Regions from separate parts of the Homo sapiens genome. Here region 1 is linked to region 2. A link is a contact called in ENCODE Hi-C or POLR2A ChIA-PET data. All regions are on one chromosome and are shown on one strand. Each heading gives the region's core, a stretch centred on a gene start or an enhancer-like site at or near the end of the contact. The rest is flanking DNA. Distances are from core to core; before and after follow the strand shown.

Region 1 (3,884 bases), core at 992-3,491, 270 kb before region 2:
CTTAGCTGAAATGTTACCACTTCGTGGCTTTCCTTGGTCACTCCATCTAAGAGGTTCACCAATATTTGCCTACTCTGTCGCATCTTCAGTTCATTTCTTTCATAGCACTTATTCATTGCAACTGTTTTATCTGCTGGCCTTTCTTCCCTACTTGAAATGGGGTTATCTGCCACTGTATCTACAAAGCCTACCACAATACCCAGTGGGCAGAATAGATGGAAGAAAAATTGTGTGCTGAATGCATAAATAAAATGTTTTTCCTTTACCTGGAATGAAATCTAGTTTCTTGAAACTTCCACCTATTGATTCTAATTTTACCCTCTATAAATACATTGGGAAAAAAGTATACTTTACTGCATGTGTATCATACTTTAATTAAGTATATACTAAATCCATTCTTTTGTTAACTGCAGCACTCACCTGTGTTTTAGCAATTGCAACCTTTGCTGACTTCGGAGAGTATCAAGAAGCAGATAAGGGCACGACTCCCAGGTGACATCACCTGGGTTGGAATATGAGCTCCAATACTTACACAGACGAAATGGATCTCACTTGTGTGATTTTGAACTAGTTATCTAATCTCTTGGTATCCCACTTCCCTCATTTGGAAAATTAGGATAAGAGTTCAATTATTGTGAGAATTAAATGGGATAATGTATGTAAAGAGCTTACCCCAGTTCCTGGCACAGGAATGTTAGCTGACAAACTACTGCTGCTGTGTCACCAGCTAGACAGGAAAGCTCCTTAAAAGCGGTAACATTGGCCAGGCGCCGTGGCTCACGCCTGTAGTCCCAGCACTTTGGGAGGCCGAGGCGGGCGGGATCACGAGGTCAGGAGATCGAGACCATCCTGGCTAACACGGTGAAACCCCGTCTCCACTAAAAACCCAAAAAATTAGCTGGGCGTAGTGGCGGGCACCTGCAGTCCCAGCTACTCGGGAGGCTGAGGCAGGAGAATGGCGTGAACCCGAGAGGTGGAGCCTGCAGTGAGCCGAGATGGCGCCACCACACTCCAGCCTGGGCGAAGAGTGAGACTCCTTCTCAAAAAAAAAAAAAAAAATCAGTAACATTATTTCTTTATATTTCTAAGACCTACCTTATACAAGTTTCAACAAATCTAGATTTAAAGCTATCATCCTACAAGTCTGGCTAAGACATCCCTACTTCCATATATTCCCCTAACACCCTGAACCTAGCCCACCTGTTATTTATCCCAACAGTCATTTTACTATTTTGTCTCTAACACCTGACCCTTAGGAGCAGGTCTATCTTGTTCACCATGTTATCCTCAACACCTGCAACACCAAAATTCGATAATTAAGTGACTAAATCACTGTGGGCCTCCATTTTCCCTATGAAAATCATTTTAAAAATTATTTGTCTGTCTCTGCCCATTCCACACAATGAAAACGTAGGCAGCCAAACTCTGTTTTGTTAACTGCTGTATCTAGTATCCTCTACCAGACGCTCCAAAATATTTGGTAAAGGACTTTTTTTTCTGTTAATTCATGTTGATTCTCGTAGTTTTCTGCTACGGAATTAAATACTAAGCCTGTTTATTGACTCCGCAGCGTTCCCGATGAGCTATGTGTGCTCACCAATATTTCTCCAAAGCCTAGGCTTGGAGCAGAAATAGCAGATTATGTATTGAATGAACAGAAGGACATGTCATTTTCTAAGACTGAAAAGAGATGCAGCAAAATGAGAAACGTAGTATTGAATAGAAGGGCTGGGAGCGATGTGAGTAAGGTTTTTGTTGTTGTGTTACATACATTTCTTTAATTCCCAAGATCTCTAGAGTAGTTACACTATTTAATGAAAGAGTAGTTAACAGTGTATAATAGAAGCTCTTTTTTAAGTAAATGAGGGTGCAAAAGACAATGACTCACCTTCCTTCCCCCACCTGGCTCTTATGACCTGGCAGTACAGACATAGCCTTAACACCTGGCCCGCCGGTGGCCTGGGAGCCTCGTGCTCCCTCTCAGACCTGGCTGCCAGTAACCCGAGGACAGTCCAGCCCGCAAAACCGGAAGAAAACCAGTGCAGAGAACGCCCGCGGGCTCCAATGCCGGACGCCGGCACTCTGAGCAACCCACCCCACCGCCCCGCACTCACCACCAGCGCTGCCACGAACCCCGGCCGGTCCATGGTCGCTCAGACCTCGTCAAGGCTACAATCCAAGCCGGAGCAGAAGCGGATCACGTCCTCGCGCGCTGGGCGCCGCCATGTTTGAGGCGGGTCTGTCTTGAACTTCCGGGACCACGTGACGTAGAACCACAACAACTGCACGTGCAACGCGAGACACCTGGGCCTAGGGGAGGGCCAGAGAGGAGGGGCGGGGCCTCGGGGAGTGTGGTGGAGCTAAGTCTCGGCAAATCCCTTACCTCGGTTTCCTGCAGCAGCGTTGTGTGCAGCTAGACGGAGGAACTTTCGCGAGCAAAAGATCCGTGGCCGAGATCCAGGAGAGAGCAGCGGTAGAATGAGGCCGGCGTGATTCTGAACTGTAAACCCAGAAGAGGCGTGGCTGTGGCGGAGGGAGGAGTCGTGAGGGGTAGTACTAACCTCGGGAGGCGCGATTCGGGATCCTAATCGGATATTTCATTTTGGTTTATCTCTTAGTTTTGTCAAAAAATTTTATCTGAGTTTATATTAAATTAACTCATTATCAGAAGATTATTAAATAAAGATATAGAAAAATACATCAGAAGTTTCCTGACCGGAGTTAAAAATTAGCATCCTCCATTTCTCTTTACAGAGTTACTGCATTTAAAATTATTTGTTTGTTCAGTTATTTACCTGCTCATGTTGTTCGCTGTTGTACTCATGTGTACACCTCAAAGCACACGTTATTAAGTACTTAATAACATTTCTTGGAGTGGACCTGTCTTTATTAAACAAACAAATACCTTGTAAACTTCTGTATATATTAAGGGCCAACTACATCTCAGACGTGGTGCTAAGTGATTGACAGACATTTTTTCATTTAATCCTTTCACCAACCCTATGATGTCAGCAACACTAGTGTCCTCATTTTACAGAGGCTCCTGATGCTCCAACAAGTAACCGACTCAATGTGGCTACAGAGAACACAGCAGAGCAAGCACTGAAAATATACTTAATGCCCTCATCATCTTTCCTCAAAACCGTTATAATAACCTGAGCAGGCTCCTTGCCTGGCCTTTCTTCAATCCCTATTCTATAACACTGCTAGAATTATTCTTATAATTATTCTTATTCTCTTCTAGGTAAAATGATCTAGAAATGATACGCAGAATAGCTTTAGGTGTTAGATGGAATTCAAATTCTATCACCTGCTGGGTTTGGGGATAAGTTTTCCAAGATTAAGTTTTCTCCCCTGTAAAGTGGCGATAATGATAGTCACTTTGTCATGCGGTACTATTATATTAATAGATTAAATGAGATAATGCACTCAAGTTCTTAGCCTAGTTCCTGGCTCATAGAAAGTACTCTCTAAAGGTGATGGTAATGTTATTTCCCTGCTTACAACTCCCCTCTGCTGCCAATGGAGACAGTCCAGCTCCCTAGCATGGTATACACCTCTCAGCTGGTGTCTCCTGTCACTCTTCCCACTAGCCGGACTACACACAGACAGACTATACACTTCCAAGCCTCCTAATTTTGCCCATGTTGTTCTCTCTACCCAGAATACCTTTCCCTAAGCTGCCTGTAGGCCCTCTCAAAACATGCTAGTTCACTTTGTCAATGCCAGCAGAAGAATCTCTGTTGCTGCTATTAATGTCTTTCAAAGTCTCATGTGCTTTGGTCAGGCCTACCCAGGATAATCTCCATTTTTATTAACTCAAAGTCAACTGATTAGAGACCTTAATTATATCTGAAAAATTCCTTTTGCCATACGTGACAACA
Region 2 (3,721 bases), core at 76-2,575:
TCCACCGAAAACAAACAGAACACTCTGGCATGGGTAAATATTGTGACTGGCGGCCTCAGTGGTGTTGTTTTTCCCTTTGCTACAATTGCTGAGAGACTGATGGTGGCATTGTAGAAGATCCATGGTTGTCATTCTGATACTTCAGCCAGAACCATAGCAGTTCTGGAAATGAAAAAGTGAAGTAAAGAAAAATAAGAATTACAAGACAATTTTTTTTTTCCAAGGGAAATTGTAAGGCATTTCAAGGATGGAAAGGCAAAAATGTTATATGGTTTTGCATTTCTTCTCCTAGCAGCGATATTCATCATGCCACCACTCCTGAGCCTTAGAATAGATAGACTCTTCAAAGACAGCTGAGCTTCATTTCAGGTGGGTTCCCTCCGAGCCTTCTCCTGCTTCATTTGCCCTGCTTAGTGAAACTCAGCTAGAATCAAGGTGCAACTGGTCTAGGAGGCTAGGAGAGGTGTAACCACTTACTATGTAGCCACTGAGAGTTTGGCCTGGTGGAATTTCATTTGCAATTAATTACGTTTATTTATTTATTTAGTTTTAAGAGGCAGTGTTGTCCAGGCTGGCCCTGAACTGCTGGGCTCAAGTGATCCTCCTGCTTTGGCCTCCCAAAGTTTTGGGATTACAGGCGTCAGCCACCACACCTGGCCAAGGTTATTTTTTATTAGCTTAAAAAGTTATTTACCTCTAACGTGTTTTCTTCGCTTCCCCCCTCCTCCCTGTCTCTGTGTTTCTCCCCATCTCTCATTCTCTCTTTCTGTCTCTGTCTCTCTCTTTCGGGAAGTTAAGTAAGGGAAGAAAGACCAGATGAGAGAGGTTAAAACTGCTGGGCTCTGATTTCACAAACAGGTAGTCTTTTGCTAACTGCATGATTTTGAGCAAATTCCTTCATTTTTCTAAGTCTCAATTCTTTCATCTCTCAGTGGAGGTAACAGTTGTACCTCTTTTGTTATGAGGGTTATGTTCAGAATGACAAATGTCAGAATTTGCACAAATAGCAACAGCTGCCCTTACCTGGCACTTCCTCAGTGCCAGGCACTGTTCTGAGTACCTGCTTGGTATATATCCCAGCAGCCCTGGGGGTTGGGGCCTGTGGTTTATAGGTGAAGAAACTGAGGCAGAGAGTGTTTAAGAAACTTGACTTAAGATTCCTCCAGCAACAAGTGGCAGAACTGAGATTGGAGTGCGAGGCTGTGTAGTCCAGAGTCGAGGTCCTCTGTCGCAGCACTGCCATTTCCCCGCCGTGCCGCCTGACAACACACCCCGCCCCTCCTCCTTCTCTCTGTAGATAACTATTTCAGTTTGGCATAACTTCCTTTGTAATTTGTAGCAACAAACCTGGGGTCAGACACTCCACTGCCTGTGCATCTTGCCTGTTTCCGGATCCGCCGTGTCACAGACATTTTCTATGTCAGTGCCTATGGCTCTACCCAGGTAAAAAATTAACCACCTTGGCAAGCGCTGCCCATGTCGCTCCTGCTTGCCGGGGCTGGCTTTCTTTCAGAGCAACCCCGTTCTAGCTGGCCTGCTGCCTAGGCCCTGGCTTTCTTTCCCACAAAATAGCTTCTGAAAAAAACTGTGGGAAACAAATGGCTTCAGAGGTTTTTAGAAACAGAAGTGCAAACTCTAACAAATTTCATCTGGCCCAAAAATGTTATTACCCAAAATCTTGAAAATATTTTCTTATAGGATTATTCCCCCAAGGTTGTTAATCTGAGAACGATCCAGGCCTAATAGGCCTGACTTTTTGCCCCCTGATGTTGGAGTCTTGAGTAGTTGAGTGCCGGAGTATGGGGGGTTGGGGTAAAAATATTCCTCTGGAGGAAATGAAGTCATTTTATTTAACATTATAGCTACCACTGGGACTCTATCATTTTAGAAAGGGAATGCCAGTTCACACAGCCAAATGAAGCTTTTAAATTAGTCCAAGAAACCTTTTAAAAGGTAGCACTAGGTTTTCAGTTCCACAAACATTTATTGAGTCTATCTGTCCTAAAGATTTTTGCCATAGTTAAATTTTACCTAACGAACATTGCCTTTCTAGATAAATGTTATTGTAACATTATCTGCTTCTCTCTTTCAGTGGTTGGCATTTTACTTTCGGTGCTACAGAGTGGCAGCAAGCTACACTGTTTCTGTGCTGAGGTTGTTGTCTGAGAGAGATTTATCTGGCCCTGTGAGCCCCGCACAGCAGGGAGACAAACCTTGATTTGTTCAGTGGAGGAAAGAATGTGGCCTTGTACACCTGCCTCCCTGGATACACCTGTAGGGCTGGTTTCCCTGCTGAAACCTCCCTGTGGAGCTCTTGACACTGGTGCAATTGGCTCAGCCCTGGCAACAGTGTCAACAGAAACTGGGCTCGGAGGGACCCAGGTTTCCGTGTCCTTCTCTTGCTGGTTAAATCCCAAGTATGTGTGTAATCGCTCTCAGGCTGGGGAGGTGAAGTTGAAACCTGGCTTATCACTGGGCCTAGATTCTCCTGTAGCATATTTTAGATAAGAGTGGAAAAAATGCCAGGCCCAGCATTAGCTGCCCTGAGACTGAGGAGCTTTGTTTTTCCTCATGAAGGCCTTTGGTTTCGTCTGGAAATCTGCCTGTGAATAGGCCAGAAGGTATAAAGGCAGCTGTCCTTACTTATCTAGTTTTAATTTTTCAGCAAGTGATTTGGAAGCAAGAATGAAGATTTGATCAGAACCTTTGCTCACTTGCAATGAGTAGAGTCTTGTTGCTTGTTTTCGTTTGGCATTGCCCTCCCTTTGAGAACACCATAGGCAGCTGCTCTCTGTTGGAATTCCAATTCTGTGACCTTGGGCAAATTACTTAACCTTTCCCTGAGCCTCAGTTGTCTCATCTGTAAAAGGGGGATAATAATAGTACTTGACTCATAGGTTGTATTAGGGATTGCAGAGTTAGTATTTGTAGTCCTTAGAACAGTATCTGCACATGGTAAGTGTTATGAAAGTGTTTGTCAAGACAAACAACAGGAAATACTTTGTACAGTTAATTATATGAAGTGCCAGTGATATTTATGTGGCTTTTTGTTGTTGTTTGTTTGTTTTTGAGATGAAGTCTCGCTCTGTCGCCGAGGCTGGAGTGCAGTGGCATGATCTTGGCTCACTGCAAGCTCCACCTCCTGGGTTCACGCCATTCTCCTGCCTCAGCCTCCCGAGTAGCTGGGACTACAGGCGCCCGCCACCACGCTTGGCTAATTTTTTGTATCTTTAGTAGAGATGGGGTTTTACTGTTTTAGCCAGGATGATCTTGATCTCCTGATCTCGTGATCCACCCGCCTCGGCCTCCCAAAGTGTTGGGATTACAGGCGCGAGCCACCGTGCCCGGCCTTATGTGGTCTTTCTGGTTGGTAAATATTCTAACACACACAAATTAATCATTAGATCAAAAGAATTGTGTTTTGGTACGTAGTTAAGGTGCTCTTTTCTTTTAAATATACACTCCTTGCTGTTCTTCCTGTTCCCTTTGCAGAGCAAAAGTATCGGAAAAAAACAAGTGCAAGCACTTCCTTCTAATATTGGTTTAGTTGTGGTCAAAAACAGGAATTATGAGTCATGAACACCAAATTGACAGGAATGAGCCAAGGCAAAATTACATCCTAAGGATGGGGGTCATCTTTGACAAACAGACACACAGATTCATCAGGCATTAAAACAGCATTCTTAACCTTGGAATCCACGGGTCCCCAAAAAGTCTGTCA

What was found. Hi-C counts contacts between places; a loop is a spot of excess contacts on that map. ChIA-PET counts read pairs that join two places held with the same protein, here RNA polymerase II (POLR2A). Pooled maps may share reads with other maps.
Region 1: a map of Caco-2 shows a loop between it and region 2 (3-fold over the local background). The contact joins the promoter of SLC25A26 here to the promoter of MAGI1-IT1 in region 2. A Hi-C loop is called at or near these places in 1 of 168 maps with a recorded cell type or tissue (Caco-2), 2 of 37 single-sample maps with no recorded cell type and 9 of 50 pooled maps. POLR2A ChIA-PET finds 5 or more read pairs at or near these places in 5 of 52 experiments (Caco-2, PC-9, Panc1 and 1 more).

Annotation. Positions count from the first base shown.
Region 1 is chr3:66,219,358-66,223,241 of GRCh38, reverse strand. It overlaps SLC25A26 (solute carrier family 25 member 26), which reads right to left and starts at 2,241. Exons shown (of 10, transcript NM_001379210.1): 1 at 2,115-2,241. The coding sequence starts at 2,147. RefSeq lists enhancers at 1,618-2,117, 2,239-2,298, 2,469-2,628.
Region 2 is chr3:65,952,162-65,955,882 of GRCh38, reverse strand. It overlaps MAGI1-IT1 (MAGI1 intronic transcript 1), which reads left to right and starts at 1,325. Exons shown (of 3, transcript NR_145422.1): 1 at 1,325-1,443. The region is part of intron 1 of MAGI1 (membrane associated guanylate kinase, WW and PDZ domain containing 1); the gene reads left to right.